Regions from separate parts of the Homo sapiens genome. Here region 2 is linked to region 1. Evidence: chromatin contacts called from ENCODE Hi-C data. All regions are on one chromosome and are shown on one strand. Each heading gives the region's core, a stretch centred on a gene start or an enhancer-like site at or near the end of the contact. The rest is flanking DNA. Distances are from core to core; before and after follow the strand shown.

Region 1 (6,866 bases), core at 282-2,781:
TATAGCAATGGGAGCCCTTTCCTTCATCCCAACCTAGATCATTCCCTAATCCCTTTTCTATCCCATCCCACTCAGAACTCAGCTCTCAAGAAGCTCAGTTTCATGATGACCTTGAATTTAATCTACCTTCCCTCGGTGCTTTAAGAGTATTTTTTCTACACTAGATTGATTTACAATGCCTTGTTTGTTTCTTTGTAAGCATTCTTGAGCCTTTCTCAGGCGTCTATGTCAAGGCTTTACCTAAACTAATTGTATTGGGCCACAGCTGTGCACAGGGTAACCAAGAATTCTGGTCTCCCTGGGACCATCCCAGGTTTCAAGTCTGGGCAAACCTCTCAGCCCCAAGAAAACCAAGAGGGTTGGTCAGCTTAGCTATGAAGCTCCTCTTCAGAAGCCTTTCCAGCTGGTCATAGCTAGAGCAGTATTGTCAGTAAGTGGTGTAGACCCTCACATGTGGTCCTTGGAGAGCAACAAGGTGTCCCCTGGGAGCTTATTAGACATGCAGACTCTCAGGCCCCACCCGGCCCTGCTCATCAGAATCTGCTCTTCAGCACAGTCCCTGGGGGCTCCTATGCTTGTCACAGTGGAGAACAGCTGTGCTGGTGGGGAGACTTCCTGCTGAGAAACACAGTGTGGATGACATCTGCTTTTGAGGCACACTTCCAGGGGAGTCCCCCATTTGAACTTAGCCCAAAGCTTTTGGGAAGCCAGTAAAGCACTAGACTAGACCAATTTGAAACCATCCTAACTGGGGCAGAGATCAGTGATAGTCTCCAACAAGGCTCAGGAGGGCTGCAGGCATGTAGGGCACCCAGCAGAGCCCCCACACAGGCCTTTTCTCTCTGAGAATGCAAGGGAAAGAGAGGAATGGCCTCATATCTGCTCTAATTATACATACATATATATATATGTGTGTGTGTGTATCTCTATATATACACATTATATTATATATATACATTATATTTTTTATATGTGTGTGTATATATATATATATATATATATATGAAATTTTTTTTTTTTGAGACAAGATCTCAGTGTTGCCTAGGCTGGAGTGCTGTGGAGCAATCACAGCTCACTGCAGCCTTGACCTCCAGGCTCAAGCAATCCTCCCACCTCAGCCTCTCCAGTAGCTGGGACTACAGGCACTCGTTGCTAGGCCTGGCTAATTCGCTTTTATTTTTAGTAGCGACGGGGTCTCACCATGTTGCCCAGACTGGTCTCAAGCTCCAGAGCTCAAGTGATCCTCCTGCCTCAGCCTCCCAGAGTGCTGGGATTACAGGCGTGAGCCACTGCCACGGGCCTCTAATTTGCATATAATGACAAATGATTCACAGGTGTTGGCACCTTAACTATTGTTAGCTAGAAGTTATTTTTGACACCTCATTTCTGATCTTAATACCCTGCAGTTCTCAACTTGGGTGTTTATCAGAAGCTCTATAGAGCTTGTTGTTGTTGTTTTAAAATGCCTGGGGCACACCTCATACTTCCTGATTCAGGGTCTGTGGTGAGGGTCCAGGTTTCTGTAATTTGGGGATGTCCCCGGGTGGTTCTGAGGGGCACCCAGGGACAAGGCCACCAGGAGAGGATCCTGCGCCGCGTTCAGCCCTGGCCTCTCGCTGCCATGCTGCCTGTAACCAGGTGGGGGCGCCCTCTCCCTCCTGGAGCTGAAGGGACAGCGCCGCCGCTCACCTACCTGGACCCGCACGCTCTTTTTTGCAGAGGGAGGGAGGTGTGGTTTATGAGTCTGGACTCCGGAGAACTCAAACCCTCGGGAGGCCTAGAGACTGCGCAGTGTCCGGATATAGAAATATTGACCCCGTTACTGAAACAGTAACAGCAGACTGCAGCTTTTCATGCACAGAGATGTTCCCGAAGGTGCCACGGGGCCTGTTGGCCCAGGCCTGGGAGTGCTTTCTCAGAGCCCTTCACTCTGCACTTCAGTTTCCGCCCCCCGCCCCCCGTCCCCCGCCCGCTATGACTTGACTTTGAGAAGAGCTCAGGTGAGGTGAAGGCTCAGTGCAGGACTGTGGGACTTTTTCTCATAAAGTGTCATGAAAGCTCCTCCTAGGAGCCTTTGTGGACACAGCCTCCCCTACGGTGCCCTTGGGGCTTTAGAGGTGAGCTTCCAGGGGCCGGGCGACCCGCACTCCCTTCCCTCTAGACCAGATGGAACTGAAGGCGCTGCGGCTGAGGAGCTGCCTGTGGAGCACAGAGCGGGGCACAGCGACAGAGAGGGCAGGCAGGGGGCCTGGCTCCAGCCCCGGCTTCCTAGGAAGTTGTGACCCTACGGCCCTCTCGGGACTCAGCTGTCCTTTCCATGTAGGATGGGTTGGTGCAGGTGATCTCCGCCTTGTGCTCTGGCTTCAGCAAGCCGTGATTCCCCGAGTGCTTTCATGTGGAGAAGGGTCCCTGTCCGCTAATGCCCCGGCAGAGAATACACGCAGGGCACATGCGTGCAAACAGACTTAGGACCCAGGTTCTGAGGAGTACGTTCCGGAAAGCTCATCTGCCCTTCTTCCCTGCTGGAGGCACAGGCCACTCCCACCCCAGCAATGGTCCCAACACTGGGGACTCTCACCCATCAATGTCCTTGATGTGCCAGGCACTGTGCAAACTCTTTGCACATGAATCTCACTCCACCCTTCCCACAACTCCATGAGGAAGTATCACTATCCCCATTTTGTTTTATCTTAGTTTTAGAAGACAATTTTTATGTCAGTTTAAGCTATCAAATGTACCAGGTCTGCTGAAATGTATAATTTTTGCCTTTTTCCCTGTTGGACTAAAATAGGGCCAATTGTGTCACCATTTGGCTTATAAAGTATCAAGCATTTTTCCATTAAGAATGAACAGATCACCGGGTGTGGTGGCTCATGACTGTAATCCCAGCACTTTGGGAGGCAGAGGTGGGCGGATCACAAGGTCAGGAGTTCGAGACCAGCCTGGCCAATATGGTGAAGCCCTGTCTCTACTAAAAATACAACAATTTGCCGGGCATGGTGGCGTGCACCAGTAGTCCCAGCTACTCGGGAGGCTGAGGCAGAAGAATTGCTTGAACCTGGAAGGCAGAGATTACAGTGAGCCCAGATCGCGCCACTGCACTTCAGCCTGGGTGACAGAGCAAGACCCTGTCTCAATAAGAAAAGAAAGAAAGAAGGAAGGAAGGAAGGAAGGAAGGAAGGAAGGAAGGAAGGAAGGAAAGAAGAAGAAGAAAAAAGAAAAGAAAAGAAAAAAAGAATGAACAGATCTCCCCAGCACTTTGGGAGGCCCAGGCAGGAGAATCGCTTGACCCCAGGAGTCCGAGACCAATCTGGGCAACATAGTGAGACCCTGTCTCTACAAAAAAAGTTTAAAATTAGCTGGATGGGGTAGCACATGCCTGTGGTCCCAGCTACTCAGGGGAGCTGAGGAAGGAGGATCTCTTGAGCCTAGAAGGTCCAGGCTGCAGTGAGCCAAGATTGCACCACTGCACGGCACTCCAGCCTGAGAGATAGATCGAGACTCTGTCTCAAAAAAAAAAAAAAAAAAAAAAAAAAGATGAACAGATCTCAAGGTGGGACCAAATTAAGATTGGATTTTAAATCATCACCAAGTATTTAACACCTCTTTATCACATAACTGATTACCCTTAGAGGAAACTGAACTCTTCTAGAACATCAGTTACAGGCATGATTCAGTGTGACAGTGCATCGCAAAACAATGAATTCTAGGGTTTTTTGGTTGGGTTTGGTTGTTTGGCTGGTTGGTTTTTGTTTAGTTTTGTTTAGTTTTGTTTTGTGGGATTGGTTGTTTTGTCTGGTTTTGTTTGTCAAAAATTCTGGACATAAATGGCTCAAGATTTTGCTTAAAACTGCTGGAGCATCATCAATATATATTATTTCAAACTGCACCCTCACCTGCCCCACCCACCCTTCAGCCTCTGGGAATGGGAGTTGGGTGCTGGATTTTGAGGTCTGTGAAAACTCTTGAACAGTGAGATCTGATGAGCTTCTAGACTACAGAACACATGGAGGTGCTGGAGGGTGGGTGCCCAGAGAGGACGTGGAAGCCCTACCCCCTGCCCCACCCCTACCTCGCCCTATCCATCTCCCATCTAACTGTTCCTGAGTTGTGTCCTTTATAATAAGCTGGTAAATGTAGTGTTTCTCTGAGATCTGTGGGCCATTGAATCTGTGGGCCATTCTAGCAAATTATTGAGCCCAAGGGAGGGGGCCATTGGAACCGCTAACTTATAGCTGTTTGGTCAGAAATACCTGAGACCCAGACTTGCCATTGGCATCTGCAATGGGGGCAGTCTGGTGGGACTGAGCCCTGAAAGTGTGGGATCTGACAGGAGCTGCAGCTTGATAGTGTCAGAATTAAATTGTAGGACACCCAGTTGGTGTTGGAGAATTGGTCACTGGGGGAAATAACCCAGACCTCTGGTGTCAGAAATGTTGTGTGGGTGTAAAGAAACTGTTTTTCTCATCTACCCAAGACCTTGTTTTCTGGCTAACTCCTACTTGACCTTCAAAACCCAACTCACGGCTCACCTCCTGGGGATCCTTCCCTGATCCCCAAGGTGCGAGGTAGGTGGTGCTCTTACGTGTGTTCCCTGAGCACAAGCACATGTACTTACCTCTGTCAAAGCACGGAAGACACTAAATGGCCATGATCAATTTTTTTTTTTCTCTCTGAGTCTTAGAGAGCAAGACTGTGTCTTAGACAACTTGGGATCCCAACACCTGGAACACAGCTTGGCACATCACAAATGGGTAGTTTTGGTTTGTCAGTTCGATTACCTTGTATAGAGCCAGCGCTTGGAATAGCATGAGGTGTGGAAAGGAGCTGACGTGCTCACCTCATCAGTAAGGCGGCACAGCATGCTGGCACTAGTATGGGCTTTGCAAACAGTCAGACTTGGGTCCAAATCTCTGCTTTACCATAACTCACTAGTTGTGTGCCTCTGGGCAAGTGTTTTAACCTCTCTGAACTTCAGTTGTCTGGACAAGCAACCAGGCGAGTGAATAATGTAACTTGCGATAAGGAGGAGGGAGGAGCAGGTCTGGGGAGGAGGATGTCATTCCTGCAGCCTTCTGACTGGAAACTCCTGTAGACAATGGATAGATGATCTGGGAAGAAGACATTAGAGATCTGGGGTCACCAACAGGTAATGACAGTGGAAGCCACAGAGGTGAGTGAGGAGGAGGTGTCTGGAGGGGCAGGTGGAGGGGAGCCTGCAGGGTAGAGTGAGGTGAGCAGAGGGTCACAGGCGGACAGTCACCAGCGAAACAGAGTGTGCGGGGAGGGGGTCTCTATCTTCATGACTTTGCCAAGCTCCTATTCTGATGAATCTGAAACCAGCTAAATTCTGCAACATTCATTAAATGAGGAATCTAAAATAGCTCTCCAATAAATGATTTATGTAATTATTGGCTGCTGCTTTCATTAGGAGCTGTTGTTAACAGTGTTAAAAGTGAGGGTTTTTTTTAGCCTAATTGAATGAGAAAGAAAATTAGAATAGAGGAGCAAATTAGAGGTGTCCTCTTCTCCCCGCAATCCTGTGCAAGTATAAACACTGCCCACTGTGATTGTCTTGGAAGGAAGAGATGGGGGGTGGTGAAAGGGACTGAAATAGGGCCCCTAGGGCATGAGGAAAGATAGGTACCAGACAGCAGCAGCTCAACCTGGCCCAGCTGGGTCCATTTCCCAGAAATGACCTTCCTTTCTTTCTGTGCCAAATGAAAGAGGTAGTGGCGGGGTAGGGGGGAGGGGGTTATAATTTGTACCCACGATGGGACAGGCCCAGAAAGGGAAGTCCAAAATTGGAGGAGAAGCCATTCCTCTGGCCACTTTTGCTCTCGCCACGAGTGCAGCAAGCAAGGCTCTCTGAGGCAGCCTCCTCGGAGGACAGCTGTGTCCAGGACCTGCAGCACCTGAGCCAGGGGGCTTTACCTGGCCCCTCAGGCCCTCAGTCCTTATCTACCTGTCCAGGGAACAGCTGCAGCTGCATAAAAATTCCTGGGTGTGCGCCACTGCACTCCAGCCTGGGTGACAGAGCGAGACCCCATCTCAAAAAAAAAATAAAATTTCCCACAGTAAATGCGCTGCCTGGGACACATAGTCCCTGCTCACACAGCCTAAAGGTAAAGAGCTATGGAGAACAGGAGCCTCCCACGACCTTCTCAGCAGGCCTCACAGGTCACAGCTTCCCACTGCTTCCAACACAGCTTCCTAACAGACGAAAAGCCATTCAACAGAAGGCCTCCAGAAACTAAGGGAAAAGACCTATGTTTGTAAATTTTGCCTAGAAGCACAACTACTAACTATACCTCTGTTATGGGTTGAATTTTGTCCCTCAGAAAAGATATGTTGGAATCCTAGCCCTCAGTACTTCTCAATATGACTTTTATTTGGAAATAGGGTCTTTGCAGATGTATTTAGTTAAGATGAGATCATATTGGAATAGGATAGGCCCCTAATCCAATATGACTGGTGTCCTTATGAAAAGGAGAAATTTGGCTACAGACACACACACACACACACACAACCCCATGTAAAGATGAAGACAGATTGAGATGATTCGTCTCCAAGCCAAGGAACTCCAAAGATTTGCCTGCAAACCACCAAAAGCTAGGGGAGAGGACTGGAGCAGATTTCTCCCTCACAGCCCGCAGAGGGAACCCACGCTGCTGACACCTTGATCTTGGACTTCCAGCCTCTTGGACTGTGAAACGCTAAAGGTCTGTTATGTAAACCTCCCATTCCATTCTGTGCTACTATGTTACTGCAATCCAAGCAAACGAATGCATCTCTGTCCAGATTACTGTGTGGGCAGGACGCAGAGCGTTACACCTTTCACACCTGTGAAAAGGGGGCCTCTTTCA
Region 2 (6,572 bases), core at 1,759-4,258, 460 kb after region 1:
GGCCTCCCAAAGTTCTGGGATTACAGGCGTGAGCCACCTTGCCTGGCCCTTAGTTTTTAACTATTACAAAGAATTCAGCAGGGAGCCTCCTTCCTCATTCCCTTGAACCCCTGTGAGAGCACATGTGGAAGGCAAATTCTAGCAGTGAAAATTTCTGGGTCAAGAGTTTGTGCCTTTTACACTTTTCTGTAAAATAATATTATTTATTTATTTATTTATTTATTTATTTATTTATTTATTGAGATAGAGTCTCACTCTGTTGCCCAGGCTGGAGTGCAGTGGCAAAATCTTGGCTCACTACAACCTTTGCCTCCTGGGTTCAGGTGATTCTCCTGCCTCAGCCCCTCGAGTAGCTTGGACCACAGGCGTGCGCCACCACGCCGTGCTCATTTTTTTTTTATTTTTAGTAGAGATGGGTTTCCGCATGTTGGCCAGGCTGGTCTTGAACTCCCGACCTCAAATTATCCGTCCACCTTGGCCTCCCAAGTGCTGAGATTACAGTCATGAGCCACCACCCTAGGCCAAAATAATATTTTTATTTACTTTTTAATTGAAGTGTAATACGGCAGATCTTCAAACAATGTTGTTGTTTCATTATAACATTGATGAGAATAAAATGGATTCCCTGCTGGGGCTGCTGTCTGTGTGGAATTTGCATGTTTCCCCCATGTCTGCGTGGTTTTCTCCGGGTATTCCGGTTTCCTCCCACATCCCAAAGCTGTACCCGTGATGCTCATTGGTGTGCCTCAATGGTCCCAGTCTGAGTGAGAGTGGGTGTGTGTGTGAGTGTGTCCTGCGATAGGATGGTGTCCTGGCCAGGATGGGTTCCTGCCTTGTACCCCAAGCTGCCGGGATGGGCTCTGGCAACCAGAGATCCTGAACTGGAATAAGCGGGTAAATAGTGATCGTACTTGATTTTATTAATCTTCCTTAAATGTACTTATATGTAGCTCACATTTATTTAAACATTTCATATTAGAAGTGTTTTTGTCTTTATTTAGAAGCTGTTTCTGCGACCAGAAATATGCCGAAGGAACTTAACTCTTGTTTATACCCATTAGCCTATGGTAAAATTGGTTTCACCTAAAGTCTCAGTTTCCAAGAACCTACCGGGGAAGTTGTAAAGACTTACTGCATTTCATTGTATGACTATGCCAATTTATTCATCCACCATTGACATTTTGAACTCTAGCCAAATTCTTCTTCATGTGGGAGGAACTTCAGGCAGAGGAGCCAACCCAGGTGAACCAACCCAGATAGCTCTGCACACCTGCCTCACTCAGAGCCCAGGTCCTCCCACAGCTCTTTGGACGGATCAGGTCATTGCCCTCCTCACACAGTTCCAGTAGATTTCCTGCCTGGCTCCTTTCCTTCTCCTGAGGGTACCAAGCCCTCTTCCTCCAGAACGCATTGGCTGACTCTTCCACCACCGTGCCCACGGCGGGAGGGAACTTCTGGGGATCCCCACAGCATTCCCTACTTCTCATGTCCCTGCACACATCACTTGGAATTGTAATCCCTTCTTTAATTCCCATATTTCCAGTTGGACTGTATTTATTTCCTATTGCTACTATGAGAAGTTACCACAAAGTCAGTGGATTAGAAAGTATACATTTAATGTTCTATAGTTCTAGAGGTCAGAAGTCTGAAATGATTCTCACTGGGCTAAAATCATGGTGTCAGGTGTTCCTTCTGGAGGCTCTAGGGGAGAAACTTTTCTTGCCTTTTCTGGCCTTTAGAGACTGCCCTTGTTCCTAGGTTCCCTGGCCATCTTCAAAGCCATCAGTGGCTGATCAAGTCTTTCTCATATCACATCATTTTAACACTGAACTTCCATGTTTAAGGATCCTGTGATCCCACTGGGCCCGCCTGGATAATCCAGGATAATCTCCTGATTTTTTTTTTTTTTTTTTTTTTTTTTGAGGCAGGGTCTCACTCTATCGCCCAGGCTGGAGTGCTTGTGGCACAATTACGGCTCACTGAAGCCTTGACCTCCTGAGCTCAAGCAATCCTCCCATCTCAGCCTCTCAAGTAAGTGGGACTACAGGCACGTGCCACCATGCCTGGTTAATTTTTTTAAAAAAATTTGCAGAAACGAGGTCTCACTATGTTGCCTAGCTGGTCACGGAACTCCTGACCTCGCGGGATCCTCCCACCTCAGCCTCCCAAAGTGCTATGATTACAAGTATGAGCCACCACACTCAGCCAATCTCCCTATTTCAAAGTCAGTTAATTAGCAACCTTAGTTCTGCTTATAATCTAAATTCCCCCTTGCCATGTAGCATAGCAAAGTCATAGCATCTGAGGATAAGAATGTGTACGTCTCCAGGAGCCATTATTCTGCTTACCACAGACTCCAAGCTCTGTGAGGACAGAAATTATATCTCACTTTTTTTTAAGATGGAGTCTTGCTCTGTCGCCCAGGCTGAAGTGCAGTGGAGCGATCTCAGCTCACTACAACCTCCACCTCCCAGGTTCAAGCAATTCTCCTGCCTCAGCCTCCCAAGAAGATGGGATTACAGGTGTGCACCACCATGCCTGGCTAACTTTTGTATTTTTAGTAGAGGCAGGGTTTCACCATTTTGGCCAGACTAGTCTCGACCTCCTGACCTCAAGTGATCCACCTGCCTTGGCCTCCCAAAGTGCCGGCATTATCGGCGTGAGCCACTGCGCCTGGCCTATATCTCACTTCTGTTATACCTGCTTCATGTCTGTGCATTTCTTTCAGGTCAGGTAAAGAATCCTACCCTAGTTCTCTGCCAGATGGCACACTGCTATCTACTTATCAAAGCAGGCAAAGAAACCTCACTGTGGCTGTGAAAAAGGTGTTTTCCCGCAACCAGTCCTCTCACCAGCTGCAGACTCTTTTTCTAACAACATCATTTTTAGCCTGAGAATGTTGAAGACAGGGACAGTTACAGGTGTCTTTCAGGGCAAGAACCACGTCATTCATCTGCGTGTTGCCTATCACAGGGCCTGGTACACTTTCAGAACTCAATGCTTGTATGTTGAGTGGGTAGAGGTGGAGCCAGAGTCCAACTGGGGCGGCCAAGCTGATAACAAGGTGACCAGTAGGTCACTGGGTCAGAGATCTAGAGCCCAGTTGGGGTGGCTCCTGTGTGACCACAAACTTCTGAGGCATACAATACTGTCAATCAGACTACCAGGGAGCCAGGTGGCCTTGGATTTGGTGAATCAGGCCAGGCAGGAAGTCAGCAGCAGGCAGACAAGGCAGTGCCCACATAGGCACCAAGAGAGGGGTTGGGGCCAAGTGGGTTCAAGAACCTGGTGTGAGTAGAAGCTGAAATGGAAGGGGCACATCAGAAACCTGCAGGAGAAAAGGAGCAACTTAACCAGAGGCAGCTTCCTGCACCATGACCCAGTACTGATATTGTCCTCTGCAGTGAGAATCAGCTCAGCTTAGCCACAGGCTCATGGGCCACAGCATGTGAGCGTGAGCAACAGCTGTGAGGGTCTCTGGTAGGCAGACTCTGAAACCAGAGGTGAGCTGAAAACAGTCACTTCAACAAGCAACAGTCACAGTAGATACGAAACTGAATAGGACAGTCACCACCCTTGGGAAGCTCATGGTCTAGCGCAACAGTCAGGCACCAAAAAACAATCTCATATATGGTGGTAAATGAGAACAAAAGGCTACCAGACTGAAAGCTTTAAAAAAAAAAAAAAGAAAAGAAAAGAAAAAAAAAAAAGGCCGGGCACGGTGGCTCATGCCTGTAATCCCAGCACTTTGGGAGGCCGAGGCGGGTGGATCATGAGGTCAGGAGATCGAGACCATCCTGGCTAACACGGTGAAACCCCGTCTCTACTAAAAAATACAAAAAATTAGCAGGGTGGGGCGGTGGGCACCTGTAGTCCCAGCTACACGGGAGGCTGAGGCAGGAGAATGGCGTGAACCCGGGAGGCGGAACTTGTAGTGAGCCGAGATTGCGCCACTGCACTCCAGCCTGGGCGACAGAGCCAGACTCCGTCTCAAAAAAATGAAGTAATTAATTTTAAAAAAAAGTCTCTTTTATCCTTTCCAATAATGCTTTGTGGTAGATATTATTTCTTCCACTTCATAGACAAGAAATGTGAGGCTCAGAGAGGATAAATAGCTTGCCCAAGGTCACACAGCTGTGTGTAGATCCAGTTTACAAACTCAGGTTTCTGTTACTCAAAAGTCCACACATCTCAGCTCTGAAGCTGAAGCTGTTTTTCTCTATCGCTGGGCATGTAGTAGGTATTCAGCAAATGACTCCTTTGAAGTAGATTTAGTTCTCATGCTCCTGTACTCTCCATGCATTTCTATTATAACTCTATTCTAGTCCCAAGCACTTGGTAGAATAAATATATTTCATTCATTCCAAACAGGCCTTAAAGTAGGATAATTTTGTGTTTCTGAGTGACAGGGACTATACCCTACCAACTTTTTTTTTTTTTTTTTTTTTGAGACGAGTTTCACTGTTGTTGCCCAGGCTGGAGTGCAATGGCGCGATCTTGGCTCACTGCAACCTTTGCCTTCCAGGCTCAAGCGATTCTCCTGCCTCAGCCCCCCGAGTAGCTGGGATTACAGGCGCCGGCCACCATGCCCTCTTGTTCGTTTGTTTGTTTGTATTTTTAGTAGAGACAGGGTTTCGCCATGTTGGCCAGGCTTGTCTCGAACTCCCGACCTCAGGTGATACACCCGCCTTGACCTTCCAAAGTGCTGGGATTACAGGCGTGAGCCACCGCGCCCGGCCCCCTACCAACTTTTTACCCTAACATACAGTAAGTGTTAACACCTGTGAGTGTGAGTGTGAGTGTGTGAAGGTTAACCTGGAAGCATTGTGCTTGATGGCCTAGAAAGGGAACAAAGAAAATCTTGGCTGCAATGGTCAGGGCTATTTTATTCTTCCCAGTACTAGTAGTGCCTGGCACATTAGAAGTGCTCACACACATTGGCTGAATAAATGAAGAATCCTGCATTCATTCACCCTAGTTCTAGCTGTAACAATAGAATCCTATTCACTCTGGGTAGTTCTAGAGCCAGTTAGAGATATTGTATTGCATTCTGGAGACCCTCCAAGTCCAAGGAATTTCACCGTGTCTACAGAATACCCCTGTCTCCAAAGAAACTACATTTCAGTTCCAAGTAGTTGTACCACAGTCATAAACACAACCACAAAGGAGAAATGGAAACAAACCACCAAAACACTGTGACTGGGAGGCCCAACTCCTCTCAACCACTGAAGAGCAGTTTCTAAACAAACACAAAGGGAATTGTACCTGCTCTGGGTCCTGCCAAAAGAATAGAAAGCAAACCCAAGAAAGTCAGACTGGCACCAAGTGAGAACCCAACAGGGCCAAATAGGAAGCTCACTGGGGGAGGAGAGATGCCAGGATTAGTGGTGGTAGGAGGTTGACCTAATTCCACTGTGTTCAAGGGATATTACTGCCTGGTCCAATGAGTCATACAGCTCAGGCATGTCATATCATTTTAACCACAGATAATAAGAATAACAACCTCCTTTTATTGAGTGATTACTAAGTACCGGCCCTATGCTAAGCACTCTTTACACATTAGCTCACTTTTGCTAAGACTGGGCAGGGAGGTAATCAAGTCGCAGGAGTCATCCAGGTAGGCAAAAGAAATATGAAGGCAAGCGCACCACCAAGGCTGAGGACAGGAAATTTGGATGTTGACAGACAAGTGTCTGCCCCACCTCTAATTCGTTAAGCTGATGATTCCCAAACACACATCGGAGTAAACTGGGAAAGTTTTCAAAAGACAGCTTTCTGAGTCCCCCTCAGACTCACTGAATCAGAATTTCTAAGGACAAGGCCCAGAAATCCATATTTTTATCTATATTTTTAAAATCTATATTTAAAAATCCCAATTTAAAAAAAAAACCACCCTGAATTCACACTTGTGAATATCCCACATACACGTGGGCCCTTAAAGAAAGTGCAGATGCTAAAATAACCCAGGACCCTACATTGGCTTATTCCCAAACTGCTTTCATTTAGTCCCAGCTCTACTGGGTCTCAAATCCATGGCTCTAAAACCCTAGACATTCTTTGGGCCTGTGGACAGGTGTTTCTCAGGCTTTGCATCTGAGTTAGTCCCCAAATCCTTAGGATTAACTTGACTCCTGGGCATTTTGTGCCACTATAGGTGGTTACGTCCTCCCACCCCAGACATTTGCATCTAAACAAGCAGTGCCAGAGCCCTGTTAGTGAGGATGAGTAGGGGACACTTGGACCCAGGATACCAGCAATGAGACCATCATACAGAAGGATGAGTGTCCTGCAAGACCTGGCCCAACTAAAAGCCTCATAGCTATTGCCTGTTAGGGGAGGAATGAGTCTCTTAGCAGTCCCTGAGCACACATTGAAAAAGGATGCAAGTGAGGCGGCGAATGAGGGGTCTGAGCTTGAAGGTAGCCCTAGGACCTCCTCAACAGGCTCCCAGGTTCTGAATCCTGTTCACGAATCTTCCTTCTCCTGCATCAAGAACCATCTCCACCAACCCCCATCTCTGGTCTTTACCACAGGAAAACACCTCTGCTCAATCCTGGCAACCATCCACCACC

The links. A loop is a pair of places that touch in the nucleus more often than their neighbours do. Pooled maps may share reads with other maps.
Region 2: a map with no recorded cell type shows a loop between it and region 1 (9-fold over the local background). The contact joins two enhancer-like sites. A Hi-C loop is called at or near these places in 4 of 37 single-sample maps with no recorded cell type and 5 of 50 pooled maps.

The regions. Positions count from the first base shown.
Region 1 is chr1:211,697,024-211,703,889 of GRCh38, forward strand. No RefSeq gene overlaps it. Among named protein-coding and RNA genes, the nearest start is that of NEK2-DT, 25 kb to the left of the region's middle. RefSeq lists a silencer at 1,943-2,002. Within about 2 kb of position 1,532, at least 3 of the 41 ENCODE cell types and tissues checked have a DNase peak (open chromatin) inside an H3K27ac peak, as active enhancers do.
Region 2 is chr1:212,156,188-212,162,759 of GRCh38, forward strand. No RefSeq gene overlaps it. Among named protein-coding and RNA genes, the nearest start is that of MIR3122, 82 kb to the left of the region's middle. RefSeq lists an enhancer at 5,046-5,155. Within about 2 kb of position 3,009, at least 2 of the 41 ENCODE cell types and tissues checked have a DNase peak (open chromatin) inside an H3K27ac peak, as active enhancers do.